2 separate regions of the Homo sapiens genome follow, and region 2 is linked to region 1. A link is an interaction called in ENCODE POLR2A ChIA-PET data of the cell type or tissue named here. Cell type or tissue: Panc1. All regions are shown on one strand. Each heading gives the region's core, and the rest is flanking DNA. Links, peaks and the distances in the headings are about the cores only. Region 1 overlaps CMSS1 (cms1 ribosomal small subunit homolog). Region 2 overlaps CMSS1 (cms1 ribosomal small subunit homolog).

The links. Peaks named below come from ENCODE experiments on the same cell type or tissue, not always from the same donor. Only the 100,000 strongest peaks of a DNase experiment are listed, where the experiment ranks them.
Region 2: POLR2A ChIA-PET joins it to region 1 with 11 read pairs; 2 of 35 experiments call an interaction of 5 or more read pairs at or near these places.

What each region holds. Positions count from the first base shown.
Region 1 is chr3:100,170,309-100,175,695 of GRCh38, reverse strand. It overlaps CMSS1 (cms1 ribosomal small subunit homolog), which reads right to left. Exons shown (of 10, transcript NM_032359.4): 7 at 3,797-3,857; 8 at 3,293-3,380. Among named protein-coding and RNA genes, the nearest start is that of FILIP1L, 59 kb to the right of the region's middle. In Panc1, for the core only: no CTCF peak of the experiment used is centred there; no DNase peak of the experiment used is centred there.
Region 2 is chr3:100,034,756-100,040,142 of GRCh38, reverse strand. All of the region lies in intron 1 of CMSS1 (cms1 ribosomal small subunit homolog), which reads right to left. All of the region lies in intron 1 of FILIP1L (filamin A interacting protein 1 like), which reads left to right. It overlaps LOC105374010 (a long non-coding RNA gene), which reads right to left. Exons shown (of 5, transcript NR_189163.1): 5 at 1-368. Among named protein-coding and RNA genes, the nearest start is that of MIR3921, 73 kb to the right of the region's middle. In Panc1, for the core only: no CTCF peak of the experiment used is centred there; no DNase peak of the experiment used is centred there; H3K27ac peaks cover 524 bases.

The DNA.
Region 1 (5,387 bases), core at 129-5,128:
CTTGCCTCTGCTCCAAGCTGTTCCACGTCTCTTGTGTTAACAGTACCTGCAGCCTTCCTCTCCTGTGGCACTTCCCCTCAGCTTTTCCCTGTAGTATTTAAATATTTTCCTCTTTGCCCCTAATACTTGTTCATGCTTTTTATAATTCAAATGCCTGTTATTAAAAACTCTCTGCAAAATTAAAATAAAAATAGTGAACTGGAAAAGACAATGAGTTGATCATCAGTCTTCCCTTAATATAACTGCTCTCAGGAAAGCAAATAGGTACAGCCTCTCTGGAATGAAACTGAGCATAATATTATAACAGCTTCAAAATGCTTTTATTTGATCTCAAATTCCTGACCTCAAGTGATCTGCCCATCTCAGCATCCCAAAGTGCCGGGATTATAGGCATGAGCCACGGTGCCCAGCCAAAATGCTTTTATTTGATAAAATAAATTTCCTTCTATGACATATCCCAGTGAAGCATCAGAAACATAAACATAGCTACTTGCAAAAATGATCATTGCCACATTATTTATAATAGCAACAATTTAGAAACAACCCAAAGTCTACCATAATAGAATTGCAAAAAAATAAATTTACAATAGAATATTGTAAATAGTGTAGCTATACAAATGAAAAATTAAACGTGCTTCATGACAAGGAAGGTAAGTCCTCATGAGATATAGCAAGTGAAAAAGGTAGGTTATAAAGTTATGAGATGCAGTATAATCAATCTCTGTTGTATAAAAATAAACATACAAATTGTATAGAAAAAAGACTCAAAGGAAATACATTCATTATTAACAAGAGATTGCTTCTAAAGTGACTTGTTTTCTTCTCTGTACATTTTTGCATTTTCAAAGGCTCCTATAGTCAGAAAATCCCCTTCATTACTAAATTAAAACAACACAATTGCCTGTAATTGTATACATCCCAATGTCATGGGATATCTTTCAATGTCTGAAAACTCTCCTTATATATCAAACGTATAAACATCTTATTAAGTCATAAACAGCTACATATATGCTATTGGTGTCACTCTGTTAGATTTTTCACTTTTAGGGTGCTGGGACTATTCTCTTTAAACACTTTGTATGTAGGCAAATACCTGTGGTTAATGAATATGAAACCATTCATCCAATTAGAATCAGATGTAAAAATTATTTTCATTAATATTTTTTTAAAAATCGCCCTTTAAATGATTTTTCCATATGAAATAAGCCTTCATATTGAGGTCTCACAACTCTGTAGAGATCTGATTTCAATAGTCTGGATAGCTTTGCTTTTTCTCTTCCTCTCTTTCTTTTAAATACAGAGAAGAGTAATCCTGTTGCATGGGGTGGGGGCTGGGGAAGTCTGGTGACACACAAAAAAATCTGGATTCCAGGAGGGGCTGGTGGTGAATCTTTAGCTAAAAGCTGTTAGGGAGGCAGGAACCAACCTGAGAGTCCATCCTTAGCTTCTGATACCCAGCCAATTACTCCCAAATCTGTGTCTCATAGAAGGCCTTGGTGCCTCTCATCTGTTCCTTAACTTTCAAATGCCATAGGATGTCCACAAGACAAAAATCCAAACTCCTCAGCTTACTGTTCAAGGACTTTCCTCAAATTTCTTTCCAGTTACATCAGCTGCTACTAGAGCCCACGAAGTTTCCAAGCAAGAAAGTTGGTCTCTTTAATAAATAACTAATATTTGTTAAGTGTTTAGGGTGTGACACTTACTGTGCTGAGCTCTTTATTGGCATTTTGTTTTTATAACAAACCTCTAAGTAGCTACTATTACTATCCCTGTTGTTCGCACAAAGAAACAGGCTGAGAAGGGTTAAGTAACTTGCCAAGGTCACAGAGCTGGTAAGTTGCTAGACCTGGGATTTGAATCTGGAGGTCTGAGTCCATCACAGGGGCTCTTAACTGCAACATTGTTTTACCTCCTCATCAATTCCTTGTGATATACCATGTGCATGTGCCTGCTTTCTGAGAATCTCACTGGGCTGTTCTCCCATTCATGAATGCTTCCTCTGACCCTCCCGGCCTATTTCAATCCTCCCCACACTTCAAAGATCAGTTAAAGACCCTGCCCTGCAGATTCAGGCCAGCATAACTATCTCTTTCTCATTTCAACTCTTGTAGGACTTAGAAGTGCTCATTTGGCTCTTGGCATTTACTGCCTCATGCTATCGATCTCAGTCTATGTACACTTAGTTCTTCAGCTGGATCAGGAGCTCCTTGAGGGGAAAAGGCTCTAGAACCAGGAGAGCCTAGACTGACAGACCTTGGGGAGGGTGACTTAACCCTCTGAGCTTCAGTTCTCTCTCATAAAAAATAAAAAGGCTAGCCTGTAAGGATGCTGTGAGTGCTAAATGAGGTAACATATGTAAGGGTGTCAAGCGTAGCGCTGCGTACAAGTAGGAACTCGAAAGTGTTGTTTCCCTTCCTTGTCAGGGGCAGCCAAATTTGTTAGTTGTTGGTATTTGTACAAAACTCTGCATATAGTGGGTTCAACTAACCCTGGATGATTTTCATCTGGAGAGAAACAACAGTAGTTTTAGCTTTTGTTGCTCCCTGGCAAATGACCATCTCTATAATGAGTTACTACACTGATGAACACATTACTTTTAGATATATAAAATAATCTGAGAATAGCTCCAGACAGTTATTTAAAAAAAAAGCTCTATTATATAATACATAAGTAATTTGGAAATAAGTATTGAAAAGAAATCATTCAATCTGCCTGGTAGGTAGAAGAGGTAATAAGATAATTGGCAGGTTAGCAGGTTCTTAGGCTACTGGCTTTGAGAAAGTTGGCAAACTATAAAAACCCACCAGTGGATGTTGTCTAGAATACTTTCTGTAAAGCACTAAAAGAGAAACACATTTGGGAAGAACTATTATGGAATGCCTGCATTACATTCATGGAAACTACGTTTTTTGTTTTAGTATGTTTTATATACCAGCCCTCAAAATGGGAGTCTCCCCAAGACTCAGTGGAGTGACAGGGAACTGCTCAACTCAAGCAGTGGCTGCACACTGGTGGAATGAAGGCTATGTGGAACCACTAACCTGCTTATAGCAGCTGGAATTTGACTCTGTTTAGGTGGGCACACGTACTTCAGTTTGCCACAGTCCTTATCATTCCCTATTGTGCTATACTTGCTGGTTGGTTTCAGAGATTAAAGGCTGAGTTTCCAATTCCTGAATTAACACAGAGGTCTGGTTTTTGTATATCCTGAATTTAGTTTCTGAGACTCACATGTAGGTAAGGCAAACTCCCAGCCCTGGGCAAGAGTATCACTGCCCTCTTGTCATACCTTGTTTAACAAGTTCTTTAATTCTCCCCGGAGTTCCTACACCCAGGTGCACCACACGCTTCTCCAGCAACTTTACCTGCGCCTGGACCTGTTCCAAGATGAAAGAGAAGAAAGAAAAGGAAGTCATTAAGAAAGTGCTATCTTACACCAATTTAGAACATTTTATCTCAAAGTTAAGAAAGTGAAATACAAATGGAGCTACCCTTGTGTAGGGTCGACTTCCAGGGCAGAGATGAGCATATCCCTAGAAAACTGGTAATCTTCAAGGAATCAAAGGGTCAAGCCTCAGGTTCTATACAGGGACAGAGCATGGCAGTAGCGACTGCCATACTGGGGAGGTAGGTATGCAGAAGCATAGAATTTAAAAAACCAGAAAAGTTGTTAAATGTTACATAAGGAAGGAACTCAATAAAATATGTGCTAAGGAGATTAGGAGAAGAGGTTGAAAGGAAAAAAGCTGAGGTCTGGGAGAGGCCTTTAGGGATCACACAGGCCCTTGCTTACCTTTATGTGCTTTGCAAATAATTTTATAACTTTGCCGTCTCCTCTGAATGCTGTCATCGACCTAATGAAAAGAAGCAGGTGAATGCTTAAGAAAACCAACTCATTCTAGGCCACGATGACTACTTAAGTATTATGTCTTGCTTTATTCAAAGGATGTGTGCATACGTGTGTATATATGTGCATATGTACATACAAATTCTGAGATTTGCAGGTTAGCCAATCTTTGCAATGAGAGTGGGGTGGCCTTTTATTCAGGCACATATCTGGGTTGGCTTTACACTGCCATACACAAGGTCAACCTTACTTAGGCTTCCTTGATTACTGAAACACATGACCTGCCTTTCATTTGTAATACAGAATTCCTGTATTTCAGGTCCCTGGCAGAAAATTCATCTTCCAACTATGCAGTGCAGTTCTCATACAAAATTTGGTTGCAAAAGATATCTTGGAGCGGTGATGTCAGCTCGTTCTCTGTGGAGCCAAGGGCATCTACAAAGGTCTGCCTGTGGTGGCCATGAGGGAAGCCAGGAGATGAGCTTGAAAGGGGGAAGAGGGGGGGCTTCTATCCTTCTATCACAGCTGTCCTTTCTTATCTACTTTGTAGACTAAATTCCTCTATAAAATTTTATAGGTGGAAATGAAGCTTCAGCCAAAAAGCAGGAAAAGAAGGAAGGAAGGAAGGGAAAGAGGAAGCAAAGAAGGAAGGAAAAAAAGTAAGAAGAAACCACTGACACAAAGGACTGGCTGAATTAAAGCTATGAGGGCAGGGGGTTATTGTAAATGAGGTGATCTGGGAAGCAGGGGTGAAGACTGAGGGGCACTTGAGAGTGATGCCCCCCGTAAAGGGGTCAACTAGTGCTCAGCTTTGCCAGTTATGATGATGTGAGACTATGGGCCTAAGACTCTCTGATTTTTAGAGAAGCCAGAAATCTAGATTTTTATATGTGCAATCTGATTTTAAATATGGGCAAGTCACTCACAAATTTTTTAGGTGCCAAACACTTGTAGGGTAAACTTAGCCTTTGAGTTGTCACTTTACAGTCTCTGGCTTACACCAGTAGGACAGGCAGTCCATTTAGTTTCTAGGTAGTCAAGAAGCTAGATCTATCTACAACAATCCAGACCACCAGCTCTGAGGGCTGAGACGGCGCTGGTGCACCTGCCGTGCCTGCCTTTCTACCTCTACTTTGGCATCAGGTCCTCAGCTGGCACCAACAGCTGCTCTATAAACAGCCACATAACATTATCTGTCCAGGGTTTTTGTTGTACAGATGATACTGAGAATGCTGCTGTCACTATGTCACAGAGGGGAAAACTATTTCTCAGGGAACTCTTTTTTTTTCTTCTTAAACCCACAGAATGTCATCAATCTGGCAACTGATAATGTTTCCCAACAGATCCTGGCTGTTGGAAAGTGCAGGCCCCCAGTTGGGGCCACCTTTGCAACTGCACAGGGATTTATCGATGTGATTTTCAGCACCATTTCTAGCTCGCTTCACCTAATTTTCTGTTCTTTATTTTTTCCTTGCTTCTATTTTCACAACCTGTTTCTCATTTGTTCAATGTATTTCTATATATCATCTATATTTGA
Region 2 (5,387 bases), core at 103-5,102, 140 kb after region 1:
AAGAAAAAAAAATATTCAGACAGCTTGGATTGATTCATGTATCCAATTATAAAATGCAGGTAGATAGATCAAGAAAGTTGTTAACTATGAGGCCAGGCACGGTGGCTCATGCCTGTAATCCCAGCATTTTGGAAGGCCAAGGTGGGCGGATGATGAGGTCAAGAGATCGAGACCATCCTGGCTAACACAGTGAAACCCCATCTCTACTAAAAATACAAAAAATTAGCCGGGCATGGTGGCGGGCGTCTGTAGTCCCAGCTACTCGGGAGGCTGAGGCAGGAGAATGGTGTGAACCTGGGAGGTGGAGGTTGCAGTGAGCCGAGATCATGCCACTGCACTCCAGCCTGGGCAACAGAACAAGACTCCATCTCAAAAAAAAAAAAAAAGAAGAAAGTCGTTAACTGTGAAGAAAACCACTGGGGGGAATTACCACATGCCATTTAATATCTAATTTAAGGGAAGCACTGAGATCTTGGATGAAAAATTACTTGGTGATATACTGAAATATCAACTCTAGGGACAATGCTTTTCTAGATTCTTCTGGATTCCTAAAAATTTCCTAGATCTTATTTGGTATCTGGCTTTTCCAAGGTACTCCTGGTATCCCGCATATTATAAGACTGAATCTTACACTATCTAATTTGAAATAAATTTTACTGTTTTCCTTTCCATTAAGTATTAAACCAAGTTGGTATTTTTGTAGAACTCCACTGAAATCTTTATACTGTGAAATCTTTATACTACATACTGTGAAATATAATCATAGATTATATTTCATCTGCTCTTTGATATTCCTGTAGCAGGTGAGTCTTGGCTGTACTTCTTATGTACTTCATAGGCTGTACTACTGTGATCAAGAACACTTAGAAAAGGTTGCTCAGTTTTTTGAGGTCAAGTTAATAAGTAAAGCAGACTAACTGAATTAGATAAAATGCATAATGGTTTTCACCACTACAGTGAAAGGTCTGGGAATGTCTCTGTGTTTGATGAACTATTATTAGATGATGATAATTTCAATACCAATACAACACTGGTGAAAGCATAATTTCCTATTCTTTTTATAAGCATTAAATTTAGGAGTTTTTCCAACATCTGTTATTGCTGAATTAATGCAAAATTATTGTCTCCCAACACAAAATTCTTATTTCCTTAGGCAAGCAATATTGTGTGTGCATTTTTCAAAGACGTTTTATACATATGCAGACAAACATGTACGTTCATTCTTTCTTCTTTTTATTACATGCAAAAGGTAGCATACGATATAGACAATATGTTCTGTACTGTGCCTTTTGGACTTAACAATACATCTGGGAGATCCTGCTGTATCAGTACATAAGGAGCAGCTGGGCACCGTGGCTTGGCACCTGTAATCTCAGCTACTTGGGAGGCTGAGGTGGGAGGATCGCTTGAGCCCAGGAGTTTGAGGCTACTATGTAGGACATGGACTGAGATCGTGTCCTTTAAAAAGAAAGAAACAAACAAAACCCATAAATAGCTTTCCAGTTTTTGTTATGGAAGCATAGTATTGGATAAATGAATAATCCTATTTACTTCCAGTCCCTACAAAAGTACATTTAGGTTATTTCCAATCTTTTGCAATTACAATGTTTGTTAATTTTGAAATTAAACCGAACAGTCAATAAGAAACTACAACTGACTGAGTAGTATTGCCTGTTTCCGCTCCCTACTCGAATTCTCTATAAGCAAAAAAATGGTGAAAAAAGAAATAATTTGGCTAATCAGCTTTTGGATAATTCAATATCTTATTTTTCTATCTGTTGCCAGTTAAGCAATTTTTTTTGGATGGGCTCAAAATAATAGACTCATTACTTCATTACTTTTCTTATTATTTCTGTAAGAGTTATATTTTAATGAGAAGAAAAGAGAGGCCGGGCGTGGTGGCTCACGCCTGTAATCACAGCACTTTGGGAGGCCAGGGCAGCTGGATCACCTGAAGTCAGGAGTTCAAGACCAGCCTGGCCAGTATGGTGAAACTCTGTCTCTACTAAAAATACAAAAATTAGCTGGACATGGTGGCAGGTGCCTGTAATCCCAGCTACTCGGGAGGCTGAGGCAAGGAGAATTGCTTGAACCCAGGAGGCAGAGGTTGCAGTGAGCCGAGATTGTGCCACTGCACTCCACCTGGGCGACAGAGCGAGATTTGAGACTCTGTTCCCTCCCCCCCCAAAAAAAAAAAAAAAAAGAAAAGCGATTAAAAAGGAAAACCTAAGCGATTCAGAGCCAGTTAGTGTGGCTGTAAAGCTACTCAGGTAATTGTGAGGAAGAAATTAGTAGAGCTTTAGTTTTTTAAAGGTCTTAATCTGTACTGGAGGTCAAGTTATCATCACTGTCATTTTCCTCAAAAACATTTAAACATTCACTTATACACAGCTTTATGCAATGAGCTTCCCAAAGCAAGCAAGATGCATAGAGAAACTTATCAGGACAGAGCTAAAACAAATGTAGGTGTGCCTCAATTTACAGAAGGGGATATGGGACACTATTTCTATGTTATTTATACATTTTATGATTTGAACATAAAGATTGCTAAAAGGATTTCTGTAGCAACTTTGTTGGGAGACAAAAATTTTGTATTCCTCAGTTTATCTTAGGGTATGATTTTCAGATTTCTATATGTTGCGCTGGCTTTATTTAAAGTGAAGATAACAATGTGCGTGTGTGTGTGTGTGTCTGTTTGCTTTGTTTTAATCTTTTGTTAAATTTTAAAATAACTTCAAACTTAAAATTTGCAAGAATACTACAAAAAATCTTTTACCCTTCACCCATATTCACCAGTTATTAAAATTTTTACCACTTTTGCATTTTATTCTCTTTCTACATATACACACATTTGTTTTTCTAAACCATCTGAGTAAGTTGCAGACATCATGTCCCTTTGCCTCTAAATATTACAATGTATTTTCCTAAGAATAAAGAAATTCACTTACTCCACAATGATCAAAATCAGGAAATGTATATAAGCACAACATTATGTTTCATCCCCACATTTTATTCAAATTTTACCAATTGTCCCAATACTGTTCTGTTTGCATTTCCTCCCCCGATCCAGGATCCAAATGAAAGAACCCACACATTTAGTTTTTATGTCTCTTTGGTTTCTTTTAATCTGAAATGGCTCAGCTTTATTTATGTGTTTCAGGATACTAACATTTTTGAAGAGTATCTTTTAGTTTAGGTTTGTCTGATATTTCCTTAATATTAAATTAATTATGCATATTTGGGGCAGGAATACCACAGAAATAACGTATCTTTCTCACTGCGTAATATCAAGAAGCACAAGATGTCAATTTGTTCTACTATTGATGATGGTAACTTTGATCACTTGGTTAAAGTGTCACTACCAGGCTTCTCTACTCCAAAACTACTATTTCCCATGATTATTAATAAGTAATTTGTGGAAAATTCTTTGAGATATGTAAATATCCTGTTCCTCACTGAACTTTTAAAAAATTGTTTCAGCAGCCATTGATACTTCTTAACTATTTGCAACTATGATGGCTGCAAAATGGTGGTTTTCTAATCTATATTTCTTCTACATTTATTAGTAGGCATTCTACTGTAAAGAATAACTTTTCTTTCTTACACATGTAGTATCTACCTATTATCACCATGAACAAACTCATGAATTCTTATTTTATTCAATGGGTCACCTTCCATTTTATAATTATTTCGCTCTTCAGGTTGTTTCAGATTAGGCCAGTGGCAGTCCTTTCAAGCCAACTCTGGTGTCCTTTTGACATGTCCTCATCATTTTTTGAGACTTCCTAACATCGTGGCATGAAAAGATGTTCCAGGCTCATCTTTTTTTTCCTCCAACAGCCCTGCAGTCAGCTACTTCTCCAAGAAGGCTTTGTTCCTCTTAGTGGGAAATGAGATGTAGAAGCTTTATGTGTTGCATGTGTTCATTGCTACAAGGTGTCATTGATTCTAGACCTTTTTAGTTGACAGAGCTAGGAAATTTTTCATGCCTTAGAAGACCTTCCTAAAAGTGGATTTAGGAACTACTATACCATAATTCCTTTTATATTAAGTTTATGCAATGTATAGAGATGGTACAGGGGTTTTTAGTTTTGGGTTCTATGTTACAATGGACTTATAATTACACTGACTACTAGTAAACATTATTATCCCAGAAGAATCTGATGAGATCCCTGAGAATAAGGACTATGTCTCATTCATCTTTTTATCCTCAGAGCCCAACAAAGTTCAAATCACATAATAGACCATCCATAGAAATTACATGTATGTGATTTGCTTTCAAAGAATCCAATGTGGGGGAAAGGAATAAAGATGTAACAAAGTTGGCCATGAGTTGATGACTGCTATAGCTCGTGATGAGCACATGGGGATTCTTTCTTTTCCATTTCTCTCTACATTTGAATTTTTCTATTACAATAAAATAAATTTAAAGGTAATCAAGAAATACCCCTATATCAGAATGATAAAAGTTTCTGCCTCTTCTATGGTTCAATTTCTTTAACAGTTTGGTGGGGTGAAAAAGGTCAAAGTGTTTGATTACTGGGAACCAGAGGGCATTAAAAAATTCAAGTAAATAATTCAGCTGTGTGCAGTGTCTCACGCCTGTAATTGCAGCACTTTGGGAGGCTGAGGCGGGTGGATCAGGAGTTCGAGACCAGCCTGGCCAACATGGTGAAACCCTGTCTCTACTAAAAATACCAAATTAGCTGGGCGTGGTGGCATGCGCCTGTAGTCCCAGCTACTCCGGAGGCTGAGGCAGGAGAATTGCTTGAACCCAGGAGGCGGGGGTTGCAGTGAGCCAAGATTGTGCCATTGAACTCCAGCCTGGGTGACAGAGTGAGACTGTGTCTCAAATAATAATAATAATACTAATAATTTAAGGAGGAATATGCGCACAGCATGGACATTCATTTATGAATTTAATTGTTTAAAATACATTTGGTTCAAGGGACTTGAAAATGTAGATGGCTTTCATCATCAAATTGCTAATAATCCTAGAAAGCACAAACTTGAAACACATACAATTTGGATAACAATTTCGAATATACATTTATGATAACAGATCAACCCTAAAAAATAACATAAGATAAACAGGTCTTCAAGCTATCTGGAGAGAACCCCCTAGCATTTTGCTGACTACATGGAGATAGCAAAATGGCTTTTTTCTTGACATCCCAAGTTGTTTTTTGATACTTAAACAACTGATAGTCAAAACATTAAAATAGGAAAGTGGACTACTGCAGTGATTGAGATATTCTACTGAGAAAAAACACCACAAACAAATATATTCGTATGTATATACCGTTTACTGATCAGAGTGGATATTCTCCTAAGGCTGCATATTTCATAGAAAGTCTAGGTTTAAAGCATGCCCCTCCTTCCCATTA